2 separate regions of the Homo sapiens genome follow, and region 2 is linked to region 1. Evidence: read pairs that join two places in POLR2A ChIA-PET (ENCODE). Cell type or tissue: endothelial cell of umbilical vein. All regions are shown on one strand. Each heading gives the region's core, and the rest is flanking DNA. Links, peaks and the distances in the headings are about the cores only.

What was found. Peaks named below come from ENCODE experiments on the same cell type or tissue, not always from the same donor. Only the 100,000 strongest peaks of a DNase experiment are listed, where the experiment ranks them.
Region 2: POLR2A ChIA-PET joins it to region 1 with 7 read pairs; 3 of 35 experiments call an interaction of 5 or more read pairs at or near these places.

Annotation. Positions count from the first base shown.
Region 1 is chr20:25,379,459-25,387,404 of GRCh38, forward strand. All of the region lies in intron 1 of ABHD12 (abhydrolase domain containing 12, lysophospholipase), which reads right to left. Among named protein-coding and RNA genes, the nearest start is that of ABHD12, 7.4 kb to the right of the region's middle. In endothelial cell of umbilical vein, for the core only: no CTCF peak of the experiment used is centred there; no DNase peak of the experiment used is centred there.
Region 2 is chr20:25,480,322-25,488,267 of GRCh38, forward strand. NINL (ninein like) reads right to left here. Exons shown (of 24, transcript NM_025176.6): 14 at 1,647-1,779. Among named protein-coding and RNA genes, the nearest start is that of GINS1, 77 kb to the left of the region's middle. In endothelial cell of umbilical vein, for the core only: no CTCF peak of the experiment used is centred there; a DNase peak (open chromatin) is centred at 4,780; H3K27ac peaks cover 1,995 bases.

The DNA.
Region 1 (7,946 bases), core at 3,577-7,576:
AACTTACCCATGTCTTTCCCCACAGCCTTGGCCTTCCTTCCTATCTGAGGGGAACTCCTCTGCTCAGCCTCAGAACACTGGGTCCCATCCCTTCTCACAGGCCCAGAGACATCACTGCACCTACTCTGTCCCATGCCGTCCATCTTCTCCTCTCCCCTGGATTATTCCCATGCACACTCCAGACTGCTCTAATATTGCACAATTATGATATCATAATTATCAATATAATAGGCTGCTTGAAGTTATCCTATAGCATAGTGATGCTTTTATTTATTTATATATTTTTTTGAGACAGGGTGTCACTCTGTTGCCCAGACCAGAGTGCAGTGGCTTGATCATGGCTCACACAGTCTTGACCTCCCGGGCTCAAGCAATCATGCACGCCATGCCTGGCTAATTCTTTTTTTTTTTGGTCTAGATGAGGTCTCCCTTCATTGCCCAGGCTGGTCTCAGATTCCTGGGCTCAAGTGATCCTCCTTCTTTATCCTCCCAAAGTGCTAGGATTACAGGTATGCTGGGATTACAGGCATGGCAGGAGTACAGGTGTGTGCCACCGCACCTGGCCTTGTAACGATGCTTTTGAAAATTTGTTTGGTTCTCTTTTCCCCAGGTTTCACATTGAATAGTTGAGCCCTTTCTTTAGCAGTGTTTAATCTGCCCTTCAGTGTAATTCCCTTCAGTGTAACCTTTATCTCACACATTGTGGTTTTCATCTTTAGAAATTCCATTTCAGTAATTTTCAGGTTTTCCATAACTCCACTTAACTTCTGGAACACATGGAATACAATTACCATTGAGTGGTTTCTTTTGTTGTTTTTTTGAGATGGAGTTTCGCTCTTGTTGCCCAGGCTGGAATGCAATGGCGCGATTTTGGCTAATATATCACATAACTATCATAATATCATAATTATCAATATAGTGGGCTGCCTGAAGTTGTCCTATGGCATAGTGATGCTTTTATTATTTATTTATTTTTTGATATCTAATATCACTGCTAAGAAAACTCACCCCCTCCAGCCATCCCTCCCTGTCTTTCCCCCTTTACTGCACAGCTCCCTGGAAAAGCTACCTGCATTTCCTCTCTCCACTTCTTCCTTGAGCCCTCACCATTAGGCTTTTGCTCCCACCACTGCAGTAAGCCACTCCTGTCAATACTGATCTCGTGTCACCAAATCCAATTGCAGATCAGGCTTTCTTCTGCAACAGGCCTTCTTTAGGTGGCTGCCTTGACACCTTTTCCCAGCAATCCTTCTAACTCATTGCCCAGGTCCTGACTCCTCTGTCCTGACTTGTCTGCTGGGAGAGTCTGCTGCAAGGGTCTAGGTACCACCTGTCACAGCCATGGTCAGGTACAGGCCCTAACCTCCCCCTTGAACTCTATCCCCTATCCACCTGGATGTTTAACAGGCACCTCAATATGTCCAAAACCAAACATTACTTCTCCTGCCCCAAAGCACTTGCTCTTTCCACATCTGTCCCCATCTCAGTATCTGGCAACTCCATTCTTCCTGTTGCTCAGAAAGTAGTTTGTGAATCCAGAATCACATGCCTCTTCTTATCTCCACAGCTGCTGTCCCGGCCTGAGCCCCTGTCATCTCTTGCCTGGATGACCCTGGCAGCCCCTAGCCGGTCTCCCTGCTTGCCCACCGCAGTCTGTGCTTGTCACACAGTCAGAGTGACATGATGACACACACCATGCCATTTCTCTAGCAGCCAGTGGCATCCATTCACATGTCTCCTTGTCAGAAACATCCCCTGTACACCCAGACTGTGCACACACAGCCACAGGGCCTCATCTGCGGCTATTCCCTCACTGGCACCATTTTCCTCCTTAGTGCCCTAAGCACATGACATCATGTGTTTCTTCATGTTTTATCTGCCTCCCCTACCAGAATGTAAAGGCCAGGAGAACTGCAACGGCCTCAGCATTCACAGGTGTTACTGGGCGTAACAGGTACTCAAACTGTTAAATGAGTGGCTGGAAAAAAGTGTTAAATAAGCAAATAGTATTGCTACAAATGCTCTAATACCAACAGACACATTAACTGATCAGGATGGACCCTATATGCACGACTGGCTGAGAAGCCAGACTCTTAATTGTTTGGGGCAGAAAAGGGTAGAAGAAAATCCTTCTAGACATGAGCTAACAGATCTTTCTCAGTACCCTCTTTTTTTTTTTTTTTCCTTGTTTTGTTTTTGAGACAAAGTCTCGCTCTGTCACCCAAGCTGGAGTGCAGTGGTGCAATCTCGGCTCACTGCAGCCTCCACCTCCTGGGTTCAAGCGATTCTCCTGCCTCAGCCTCCCAGGATTACAGGAGATAATCCCTCACCTGGGATTACAGGTGCTCACAACCTCACCTGGCTAATTTTTGTCTTTTTAGTAGAGATGGTGTTTCACCACGTTGGCCAGGCTGGTCCTGAACTCCTGAACTCAAGTGATCTGCCTGCCTCGGCCTCCCAAAGTGCTGGGATTACAGGCATGAGCCACCACACTGGCCAGTACCCTGAGCTCTTAATATTATAATCATCATGGGGCTAGTCATCTAGAAGATGTCACTGACCAAGCACTCACCATGTGCCAGGAACATTCCACACACCTGGGCCTCACCACAATCCTACAGGGAAGACACTCTTATCCCTACATCACAGATGAAGAAACAAACTCAGAGTGTTACACAACTCACCCAAGCCAGAGAATCTGAAAACTCACCTGAGACCTGGGTCTCTATGAAGGCTATCCTCTGAAGCAGTAAATCACAATACAAAGGGGCTGAGGCCTAAATGAGAAGTCTTGCTGGTAATGGGACAGTTTGGTTCCGGCATCCTGGCTCTTGGCCCCTGTTCACTGACTGACACTCTAGACGCTGGCTCTCGGTGTGGCACGAGATAGATGGCTTACCCACTCTCATGCTGAAAGGGCCCCTGCCAAAGCACAAGCACACTGAGACCAAAGTCCTGTGGCGTCATCTCTGGGTGAAGAGCATTGACTTCATCTGTCAGCTTTTGAGGTTATATTTCAATAAACATTTTCCCTGCAGATTTCACTCTGGAAGGACAAGTGTTCTAATGGAAGAGGAGAGAAAGGAGGGGAACGAAGAGGAGGAGAAGTTGCAGCAGCGGGAGTCTGAAATGAGGTCCTGTCTCCATCGCTGTTAGCACAAACCTGACAAGATGACCCATCTTCCATGCCTCTCTCCAAGGCTTCCTCCATGAAAGTGCCTCAGGTGCTTTCAGCCTGCCCAAAGATACCCCTCACAGTTCAGGCCTGTCTGCCAAAGTCACCATAGAAGGCGGACACTCCCTTGGGAAGGGTCACTGTGGCTGAAAGGAACTAGGAACCAAGCAGAGATACAGGATGCAGAGTCCTAATAAAGCAGAAGGCAGTGGCAAAGCACCAAGTCCCAGTGTGGCCAGTCCCTGGCTGGAGTGCAGCATTGATAAGGTACACTGAGTTAGGAAGAGGAAAACCAGTACCAGTTGAGGGGGGGGGCCAGCTATGGCGCCATAAACAAAGCCAGCCCCATGCCTTGTCACAGTCCTGGCCCAGACTGTACTGAGGGTGGAGCAAAAGGAAAAAGGAGATGGATGAAGCAGACTTTAACCACAAAAGCTAGCTCAGAACTCGCTCCCATCTTCCTAATCTGTAAAGAAAAGATGAAGAGATACCATACAGGGACACTTAGAGGGTGAGGTTGATACTGAACCTCGGGAAGGCTGACACTGAAGAAGACAGATGTTAACCTCAGCCACCCACTCTTCTGGGTTAGGGGGAAGCCATTAGCAACCTTGGATAAAGTATCTTCTTTGGGTAAAGGAAGAAATAGGTGTGATGACTATGTTCTTTGGCATTTACGTATGAGGGTGATCTGGCTATGAAACCTCCCATGCAGCCCACTGATCTCTGTCAATCCAGCAGATCTGGCCTGTCGGTTGGGAGTTGGAGGATAAAGACTAGGTAACACACAGACCGTGTACATCTCATGACTGCCTTCTCAGGGTCCAAATTAGACCAGTCATGCCTTCAATGCACATTCCCAACAATTCCAGGGCTAATGAAAGGCCCACAAAATCCCTCATTTGGGCTGGGCGCGGTGGCTCACGCCTGTAATCCCAGCACTTTGGGAAGCCGAGGCAGGCGGATCACAAGGTCAGGAGTTCAAGACCAGCCTGGCCAATATGGTGAAACCCCGTCTCTACTAAAAATATAAAAATTAAGGCCGGGCACAGTGGCTCACCCCTGTAATCCCAGTACTTTGGGAGGCCAAGGTGGGCGGATCATGAGGTCAGGAGTTCAAGATCAGCCTGACCAACATGGTGAAACCTCGTCCCTACTAAAAATACAAAAAATTAGCCAGGTATGGTGGCGTGCACCTGTAATCCCAGCTACTCGGGAGGTTGAGGCGGGAGAATCACTTGAACCTGGCACACGGAGGTTGCAGTGAGCCGAGATCACGCCACTGCCCTCCAGCCTGGGCAACAGAGGGAGACTCTTTCTCAAAAAAAAAAAAAAAAAAAAGAAAAAAAAGAAAAAAAATTAGCCGGGCATGGTGGCGGGCGCCCATAGTCCCAGCTACTCAGGAGGCTGAGGCAGGAGAATCGCTTGAATCTGGGAGGCAGAGGTTGCAGTGAGCCGAGATCACGCCACTGCACTCCAGCCTGGGTGACAGAGTGAGACTCTGTCTCAAAAAAAAAAAAAAGAAAAAAAAAAATCACTCATTTGCCCAGTACCTCCTCACACCAGATACCATGCAAAGCAAAACTGATCTAGTTCCTCGTCTCAAGGAGTACAGAGTTGACCTATGAATGAGATAAATATTTACCTTTAAAAATTATCTTTTGGCCCAGAATTTAAAAACAAAAAAAACTGGTTTGGGGTTTTTTTTTTAACCTCCAAAATTGTTCTCATCTGAGTTACTTACCAATGTTAAAAAAGTTGGCAATACTACACACACACACACAAGCACACACACTAAGACAAAAAAAAAACTATATAAACAAACAAAAGGCCGGGTGCACTGGCTCATGCCTGTAATCCCAGCACTTTGGGAGGCTTAGGCGGGTGGATCACTTGAGCTCAGGAGTTCAAGTCCAGCCTGGGCAACATGGCAAAACTCTGTCTCTACAAAAAATACAAAAATTAGCTAGGCATGGTGGTGGGTGCCTGTAGTCCCAGCTACTTGTAAGGCTGAGGTGCGAAGACCATTTGACCCTGAGAGGCAGAGGCTGCAGTGAGCCATGACTGCACTGCAGCACTCCAGTCCGGGTGTAGAGCCAAACCCGATCTCAAACACAAAACAAAACAAACTAAAAAAAACACCAGCTAGTCTTTTCCAGAAAGACTGGACAATCTGGCCACTCTGGGACCACATTCCTGCCAGGCAGCAACAGGACAGGGTGTGGTAGCTGCTGTCCCCTTCAGAAAGAACCTGTTCTCTCCACTTCTCAGCATCCCCCAGAACTAAAAAGAGATATTTTCTTTGATGGAGCACAAAACATGTGTGTGTGTGTATGTGTGTGTGTATATATATTTCCCCACTTCAGTGTATGTATGGATATTAGATATATTACTGACTAGCCTAAATCAGGAGGAAAAAGCAGGCCAGGCGCGGTGGCTCACGCCTGTAATCCCAACACTTTGGGAGGCCAAGGCGGGTGGAACATCTGAGGTTGGGAGTTTGAGACCAGCCTGACCAACATGGAGAAACCCTGTCTCTACTAAAAATACAAAATTAGCTGGGTGTGGTGGCACATACCTGTAATCCCAGCTACTCGGGAGGCGGAGGCAGGAAAATCGCTTGAAACTGGGAGGCGGAGGTTGCAATGAGCCAAGATCATGCCATTGCACTCCAACCTGGACAACAAGAGTGAGACTCAAAAAAAAAAAAAAAAAAAAAAAAGAGGAAAACGGAGGAAAAACCCTAATTACAAAAAACAGGGAAGAAAACTAGGGAAATGGCCATAGCTACAGAGGAGAAAAGGTGAATTAAATTGGTAATTTTATAAGAATACATAAACCACCAAAACTGAAACCAGGACATAGCAAATTCTAAACAGACGTAGAAGACACTGTAGTAGTTACCGAAGTGCTATATTCTGAAACAGCACTGGCTAGGGTGGTGGCTCATGCCTATAATCCCAATACTTTGGGGGACAGAGGTGGAAGGACTGCTTGAGAGAGAAGTTCAAGACCAGCCTAGGCAACGTGGCAAGACCTGCCTGTACCAAAAAATTTAAATAAATAAATAAATAAATAAATAGAAAGGCACCAGGCTTAGACAGTTTTACAAGAGAATTTCTACCAAATTTTAAACAAATAATTTAAAAAATTCTTAAGCTGGCTAAAAGTTTAGAATAAAATGGCCGGGTGCGGTGGCTGACACCTGTAATCCCAGCACTTTCGGAGTCCAAGGCAGGCGGATCACGAGGTCAGGAGATTGAGACCATCCTGGCTAACACGGTGAAACCCCGTCTCTACTAAAAAAAATACAAAAAATTAGCCAGGTGTGTTGGTGGGCACCTGTAGTCCCAGCTACTTGGGAGGCTGAGGCAGGAGAATGGCGTGAACCCGGGAGGCAAAGCTTGCAGTGAGCCAAGATCGCGCCACTGCACTCCAGCCTGGGTGATGCAGCGAGACTCCGTCTCAAAAAAATAATAATAATAATAATAAAAATAAAAGTTTAGAATAAAATGTTATGTAAGAAACTTTTTACAAAGCTATAGAAAACACTAAAACAACTTGATAAAGGTTGCATAAGAGAAAATTACAGACTATTCTCACAAATGATGTAAAATTTCTTTTTCTTTCTTTTTTTTTTTTTGAGATGGAGTCTTGCTCTGTCGCCCAGGCTGGAGTGCAGTGGTGCAATCTGGGCTCGCTGCAAGCTCCACCTCCCGGATTCATGCCATTCTCCTACCTCAGCCTCCTGAGTAGCTGGGACTACAGGCGCCCGCCACCACGCCTGGCTAATTTTTTTTGTATTTTTTAGTAGAGACGGGGTTTCACCCGTCAGCCAGGATGGTCTCGATCTCCTGACCTCGTGATCAGCCTGCCTCGGCCTCCCAAAGTGCTGGGATTACAGGCGTGAGCCACCGAGCCCGGCCTCATGATGTAAAATTTCAAAATAAAATATTAATAAATAGGCCAGGTGCGGTGGCTCACGCCTTATAATCCCAGCATTTTGGGAGGCTGAGGCAGGCAGATTATCTGAGGTCAGTAGGTCGAGTCCAGCCTGGTCAACATGGCAAAATCCCGTCTCCATTAAAAATACAAAAATTAGCCGGGCATGGTGGCAGGTGCCTGTAATCCCAGCTACCCGGGAGGCTGAGGCCAGAGAATTGCTTGAACCTGGGAGGCAGAAGTTGCAGTGACCCGAGATCGTGCCACTGCACTCCAGCCTGGGCAACAGAGTGAAACCCCGCCTCAAAAAATAAAAATAAAAAATAAATGAATAAATAGAATCTGGCTATACAATAAGAGAGTTTATCCCAGGAATACAATGATGATTCAATAATATAAATCCATTACTATAACTCATTATGTTAACAGATAAAAGAAGAAAATCTCTATGATCATTCCACAGATGTACACTGGCATTTGAGAAAACTCAATCACCATTTTTTATTTTAAAAACATCAGTGAGGGAGCAGGAACAAAAACAAAAAGCTCCCCACAACATTAGCAACACACCCCAGCATGGCACTTAAATGGCAAAAACACTAACAGCATTCTCATTAAAGTCAGGAATGAAACAAGTTACTCAGTGTCATCCCTATTATTTAACTTTGTTCTAGAAATACAATGCAATCAGAAAAGAAAAAGAGGTCAGACATGGTGGCTCACACCTGTAATCCCAACACTTTGGGAGGCCGTGACAGGGAGATCACTTGAAGTCACGAGTTGGAGACCAGTCTGGCCAACATGGTGAAACCCCATCTCTACAAAAAAT
Region 2 (7,946 bases), core at 2,539-6,538, 100 kb after region 1:
TTCCAAACCTTCCAATCTGATATTTTGGCATTGGCATCCATGAGGGGCAGGTGGTGCTGGCTGTGAGGATGACGCTGCGTCCTTAAAGTCAGCACTCGTCAGTACATAGCATTCCGTTATTTATCAGAACACTCAGAGATGAGACTAGGTGGCTCCCCACATGATTCACAGGAGCCCCTTTAGTCCCTAAAATATGCTGTGCTATGGTACATTTACTGCACCCTAAATCCTGTTCCCTGAAGATGCCAGGGTCACGGAGGAAATGGAAGGACATAATGGCCTGTGGCACAGCAGATGCCCGGTGGTGCAGAGCTTTAGATGATGTGCCGATGACCACAGCTGTGTGCACGGAGGTTATCTATCTATTTAGATAACCTTTCCTTGGTGGCCCTACATTATTATTTCATCACATAAACGATGCCAAGTTCTGAGAGGCAGTTCTGGCACACTAACCCCTGCTGGAATTAGCGCTCTGAGACTGACGGGCAGGGAGGTGTGACAGCCAGCGGCATCCAGGTGGGACGTCAATGGGGCTACGGACCCACAGGCACCACCCTGGGTGCAGGCAATCCTGGATATGTGCGTTTCTGGGATGGGTGGCCGGTGGGGTCTTGCACCTCCCTGCAGCTTCCTGAGAGTCTGCCAGCTGTTGGGGTGGCGCCTCAGGAGCCTGACTCCAATCCAGGAGCCAGCAGGGGAGGGGGTGCCTTAGGGGTCCCAGGAGGTCAGTCTCACATGCACAAAAGCCCCGACTAGGCTCCCCTATGAGGTTCCCATATTGGCCTATTTTTTTTTATTTCATTGAGTAAACAGTTTCAGGGCAACAGGAGAACTCTGAAGTTCTCCCGGGGTTACAGATGGCAGCAAAATCTTCTCTGAGGGGCTGAGGTTGCCATGACGGGGGAGCGAGGGGAGCAGGTGGGGCTGCTGGGTCCCCATGGGCCCCTGTCACAGCAGTGGACACGGAGCCATGTGCATTGTATGCTGCTATTGAGTGGGCAGAGGCCACCCCATCCTCCAAAGGGAGCACCACAGACCTCAAGGGCGGCTGCAGCACCTGGACCCCCATTCTCTCTGCAGAGGAGCCAGAGACACTTCGATGTGGGTTCCGGGGACCCTGGGTCCTTGGAGCTTGTCCTAATCCCATTGGCTGCGAGCACAGGGGCAGTTGGCCAGGTGGGGCCGCTCCCTTAGTGCTTGGTGCCTCCCTGCCTCAGTCAGACTTGGGGGGTGGTGCCAGCTACCACATCACCCAGAAGCAGCAAGGGTAAGCCCCGACAGCCTCTGTCTGAACAGGCCTGAGTACTGGGAGGCCCCAATGCATTCTCCGGGATTTAGCTCTTCTCAGTCTCAGCAAGTACCGTGTCACTGAAACAGCTCTGAGATGTGGGAACAGCCTGGGCCAGCCCTGGGGCTGCCCACCTTCAGCGTCCCTTCCTCCTCCCTCTGCAGGTGACCTTCCGTGTTGCAAGGTCACCCTGTGGCATCCCTGGATCCTCCTTGGAAAGTCCCTGCAGAGCAGACCACCTCCCTTCAGGTCACAGCAACATCATCATCTTCATCATCTCCACTCTCTTTTCCTGGCTCTGGGCCTTGTTGTCAACAGCAGGCCTTGGGTCAGCCCCCTCCCAGGGACGGGCTCCTACCTGCTGGGCCGAGTCCAGGGAGCTGCCGTCTGCGCCCATCCGGGCTCCATGAGGGGCTGTGCCGGTTCTTGGGCAGCCGCGCCCACAGGCCTTCCAGCTCAGCTTGCAGCTCATCGTTGCGGTCCTGCAGGTCCTGTGGGGACAGAGCCAGCCACCTCCTCTAGCAGCTGCAGCCATTCAGCCCAGCGAGCTGGCCGAGCTGGCCTCCAGGGGGGTCCCTTGCAGGTGAGGTGCACTGTGAGGTGAGGGCCTGTTGCTTCCCAGCTTCCAGCAGGAAACCATCTGGATTTTAAGTCGCTAACATCATGGTGAGATAAGCCAAAACAAAGGTCCTTTCTTGACTTTCTCACTTTTAAAAACTTTTATTTTTACTGTATTTTATTTATTTAGAGACAGAATCTTGCTCTCTTGCCCAGGCTGGAGTGCACTGGTGCAATCTCAGCTCACTTCAGCCTCCTTCTCCCAGGTTCAAGTGATTCTCCTGCCTCTGCCTCCCAAGTAGCTGGGATTACAGGTGTGCGCCACTACGCCTGGTTAATTAATTTATTTATTTTTCTATTTTTAGTAGAGATGGGGTTTCACCATGTTGGCCAGGCTGGTCTCGAACTCCTGGCCTCAAGTGATATACCCATCTCAGCCTCCCAAAGTGCTGGGGTTACAGGCGTGAGCCACCATGCCTGGCCCTTACATCACTTTCTATCACTGTTATATGGGAGGGGCTCAAAGAAAAAAGTGAGGCAGCTCCTGGGGAGAAATGTAGAAAATGCAGAGTATGGCCGGGCATGGTGGCTCACGCCTGTAATCCCAACATTCTGGGAGGCCCAGATGAGCAGATCACCTGAGGTCAGGAGTTTGAGACCAGCCTGGTCAACATGGTGAAACTCCATCTCTACTAAAAATACAAAAATTAGCCGGGCATGGTGGCATGCGCCTGTAATCTCAGCTACTTGGGAGGCTGAGGCAGGAGAGTCGCTTGAACCCAGGAGGCAGAGATTGCAGTGAGCCAAGATCATGCCATTCATTGCACTCCAGCCTGAGCAAAAAGAGCAAACTCCATCTCAAGAAAAAAATAAATAAAGAAAAGAGGCCAGGTGTGGTGGCTCATGCCTGTAATCCCAGCACTTTGGGAGGCTGAGGTGGGCAGATCACGAGGTCAAGAGATCGAGACCATCCTGGCCAACATGGCGAAACCCCGGTCTCTACTAAAAATACAAAAACTAGCCAGGCGTGGTGGTGGGCACCTGTAATCCCAGCTACTCAGGAGGCTGAGGCAGGAGAATCGCTTGAACCCAGGAGGCAGAGGTTGCAGTGAGCCGAGATTGTGCCACTCCACTCCAGCCTGGTGACAGAACAAGACTCTGTCTCAACAAAAAAAAAAAAAGAAAAGAAAAGAAAAGAAAATGCAGAATACTGTCACCACCAGAAACTACAGTCTTTGTTGGAACTGCAGTGGTGCTGCAATGTGCATGTCAGGCAGTGCCCTGGGTAAGGATAGGATTCCTTCCTCAGCGGCCACTGAATTTGCAAAGGGTTCTGCAGCTTTAACTACCAAAGAGGAAACCATTTGCTTCAGATCATATGCTGCAAAGCAGAGAACATGTCAGAAAGAAAGGATGATGTTGGTAAGGAGACACTGGAGCAGGTGGAGGCCGCGTGGGCGGCGGGAAGGCTAGGACACCATGGCAGGGTGGGTGGAAGCTTCAGGGGAGGCATCTGCATTTGTGGCCAGCTTAATTGTGCTCCCACTTTAATGAACTACGTCCTAACCAGTATGCTCAGTCACTTGCTCTTTAAAGGGACAGGAAGGGCAGAGTTTCTAGCCCACTTTCTTAGACACCTCCCAGGGTCCTGCAGACCTTCAGGAAGCAGACATAAACCAGGCTGTGCATGCTTCCCCATTCACACGTGGCTGGGGCCTCGGTCCCCAGCCCTGCAGCCTGAGTGGGACTTGTGACTGCTTCGACCTAGGAGACAGCAGAAGTGATGCCACGGGACTTCCAGGAACACGACATCCACCCACTTCTGCTGGGACATTTGCTCTGGGGCAGCTGCCGCCACCATGCTGTGATGAAGCCCAAAGTAGCCCTGCAGAGGCCACGTGGAGAGGCCCAGATGGAGAAGGGAGGCCCCAGCCCACACGGCACATCATGCAATATACCCAGGTAACAAACCTGCACAGGTACCCCCAAATCTAAAATAAAAGTTGAAAGAAAAAAAGTTTTTAAAAACACCAATATCCTTGTTACAAAATACAAAGAAACCCCAAAAGTGAGTTTGCAGAGATCAGGTGACATACAGTGGGGAGGGCTCAGGGTGATCCTTCTGGAATCTGGAGACCGACCAGAAAGATGCCCTCAGTCAAGACACAGCGACCCCTAGGAGCGAGCAGCATGCCAGGCACCCAGATCCTGTCTCTAAAACCATTCCCTCAGGAAAGGAACCAAGACTCCTTGGAGAAATGGCAGATTGTGGGCAGGTGCTGGGGCATCTCATTATGCCAGCAAGTGTGGAAACATTTGACAAAACAAGGCAGCAGCCAACACTGCGGGGCATGCCGCGGCACAGCAAGCAGCCGAGGACTCTCACTTGCCAAATCTTGCACAATTTGGGCACGAAAATAATTAAAAACCATAGGGAGGAAATGGGAATTCATGAGTCCATACCAGTGATTGGTACATGTATGGCTAGATCTGGACGGACAGGATTTCTCTAGCTTGAGTAGAATGCCAATGGCATGGACAGATGTGGAGGGGCTGCTAAGCAGGAAAATCATTTTGCAACCATCATAGTAAAGACTGAATCAGGCAAGAATCACCAGTGATGCTAAATCCAGGGAAGATTCTGATGAAGGCAGTATATTTGCATGGTCTTAAAGTGTCTTTCCACTGACTGTGTAATATTAATAGTTGCAGGGGAGAAAAAATGGTGATTACCGAGCAGAGAAACCAGGCGACACCTCGGTTGGGAGATCAGAAGCAACACCAGCGAGCGGGGCACAACATCACCCATGTGCTGTGCCAGCTGAGGATGCACAGCCTCAGTGCTGTGAACAGGAAACATCAGAAACACACAAAACGGGAACGTTGCTATGAAAAAGCGAGGAGGACAACATTCCTCAAAAATATCAATGTCATAAAGACAAAGAAAGGAAATGAGTCAGAATAAAGGATATTAAAGAAACAATCTGGCCCTGGGTAGATGCACTGAGGGAAGCAGAACTCGGCCAGCAGGTAACATGTTGCTTCGATGGCAGTTCATCAAGCATGCCTCAGTCATGAGAAAATATTCTCATTCAGTCAGGTGCTGGGAAACTTACTCTCCAGGAAATAAAAGCCCTCGCTTGTGGCTTTTACAAATTTCTGTGGTTTAAAGCCTGTATCAATTTGAAGCCTATCAAAGGCTTAATAAGCAATCTGCAAATCCTTGAACTCTGCATGATCACCTGCAGGAGCAGGAAGCTGCACAGCACTGCCAGCAGAACGGGAGGAAGTGTTTCTTAGGAAGTGCACACAAGCACTGGGCCGTGAAGGGTCAGGATGTGCATATATGACCCTCGGATGCTAAATCATGTTGTTTAGCATCTTTATGGGTACTTATACACCTTTTTCTTATTAGGTTATGTATTCATATTTGGAGAGAGTTTTTATATATTCTGGATCCAAGTCTTTTATCAGATAAATACATAATCACAAACATTTACTCCCATTTGTGTCTTTTGATCAGTGGGTCTTAATTTTTATTAAATCAAATGTTATTATTGTAAAAATCTATTATGAACTAGGCTTTAGAAGGTATAGTAAATAAAACTTGGATGTCATGAAGATCACAGAATTTTCTCCTTTTCTCAGTGGATTCTACAGTGTTCTGTCCAGGGCCAGGTGCTGCCTTCAGTTGTCCTGTTCCTTTAACATCCTTGACTCTGAAACATTCCCACAGTCTTTCTTTGTCTTTTATGACATTGATAATTTTGAAGAACACTGTTGTTCCTGCCCATTTTTCATAGAAATGGTCTCATGTTGTGGTTTGCTGATGTTTCCTTTGGATTGAGGCTGTGGTTCAGAAATAACAATGTCTACACGTTCACATCCACACCAACACAGCCAGTGAGCAGGTATGCTAAGGCAGAGGCAACAGGGTGAAATGTGAACAGTTGCATGTGGGTAAAGGGTACACAGACACGTGCTCTGTGCACTAGTTTTGTTTGTAACTATGAAAGTTTGAAATTGTTTTCATATAAAAAGTTTTTAAATATTCTAAATGTTAGCTTGAAACAGACAAAAAAATCCAAAAAAAGGAAAGGGGAAATATCTGAATAAATAGGTTAGCATTTAAATATAAAATATCTCTGCTGTTTCAAAAAATAAAATTGAAAGAACCCCAGATGAAAAGAATAGCATGTCTTTAAGTAACAGAATCATGTTAAAGAAAGAAGGGTTTTAAATTTGAAAAATCCAGGGCACTAAAGGAATCTATTAATGGAAGGTTATCTCTAGGTTCTGAGTCTGCTCCAGCAGCTACCAGAGGAGGAAGCCAGCAGCCCACATGCAGCTGCAGTCCTAGCAGCACACCATCTGGACCCCATCCGCATGGCAGGCCCCACCCACCCCACACACACCAGTCGAGGCAGAAGGAAGGCGACACCGCTCATCACACATAGGATTTCAAAAGGAGAATGAGACGTGCAGGGAACAACGGCAGGGTGCCCAGATGGAGGCAAACCACAGACAGGAAGGGGTAATCACAGCCACTGAGAACACAAGCTTGGGCTCACCTCGATCCTCTGGGGTTGCAAAGCAACGTGCGGCAGGGACAAAGTCAGGGTCACTTTACATGGGAGGGAAATCATTCAGAGTGAATCGAGAATAGACCCTTAAAATCGAACAACAATGCTTTATCTGGTTCTCTGGCTATAGGGCAGCCCATGAATTACCAGCTTAACAGACACATATTTTCCCTATAATACCTGCTCAAATTTCAAATCCTGTGAAATTACTTCACATCGATTGCTCACTTAACAATGACCATCACAGTATCCCCAGAAACAATCACAGATTTTCAGCACAGGGTGATGTGGCCTTAAGATTCACACACGGAAAGAATGAGCTGTAACTAAAACCAGTTGTGCTGTGGCATCACCACCCAAGGTAACTAAAGATTATCCACCGGGTAAAATTAAGTCAGTTTCAGATCATCACCCGTTCATATAGCTATAAACTATGGTTGCCCAACTTGAAAATTTTTATTAAAATTATTATTAAAGCTAACTTGCAGGAGAAATGAATGAGTGAACAGTAAGCAAGCTCTACTGATATCTTTAGGTTTTTTTCTCATTTTTGCTGGGTGGGGGGATTATACAGGGTCTTAAATGGCTGTTATTTGTGGATGCATATGACTTATCTGTTCACCTGGCAATGCTGCCTGGAAAGAATTCCATGCCTAAAATCATCCACTTCCATGTTATTTTCAAGCCTATACAGGGTTCTGTTAGAATAACAGTCATAACATGCCCAGCCGTTCCTGATGCTGACAGCTTGGCTGGGTTCAGTGTCTATTGTTACAACTTGTTTGGACCTAACCCTCTGTATGCCAGGATGTAAGAGGGGCAGGTGGGTCAAGGACTGGGGTTTTTGATGGTGAAAAAAATGTTTCTGTACAAGTTTTACATAAATTAACTTTTGGTAAATTAAAACCTAACCAGGAGCTGCCTATGAAAGAACCATGTGGTGAACGACCTTAGAGATAAAGTAACTTTTCTGTATTGTTAATAATCGACCCAACTCAACTCTAGTTTGTTTTCTTCTACACAGAATTTTCTTCCGCACAGAATTTCTTCTGCGGGCCAGAGCAGGGTGGGGTGAGACCATGGGGAGCTGGCTGGGCCAGCCATCAGCTCGTCTGCAAGGCGGCCTTCAAGGCACTGGAACCAGGCTTTCCTCACAGAACCACTCTTGCAGATCTAGAGAAACACCCGAGCTTTAAAACATTCCACGGTCTCTGCGTGCTCAGGTGAGCAGGGAGGGGAAGAAATGGAGGCTTTGCAATGCCCCAGAACCTGGCAGCTTGCATTTAAAATGTGCCAAGGAGGGTGGTGGTCCAACCGCAGGCTCTGAACCTGAACAATCAATCACTCTGTGTCATACAGCACCAGAAACACAGGCTGTGAGGGTGGGCATCCAGGCCTCCCAGCAGCCCACATGTGGCCCAGCGGGGCAGGTGAATGTGTGGCACGCCGAGGTGTGAAGTGACTTCCTTGCGCTCATTCTCTTTTTTTGGGGAGGGATGGAGTCTCGCTCTGTGGCC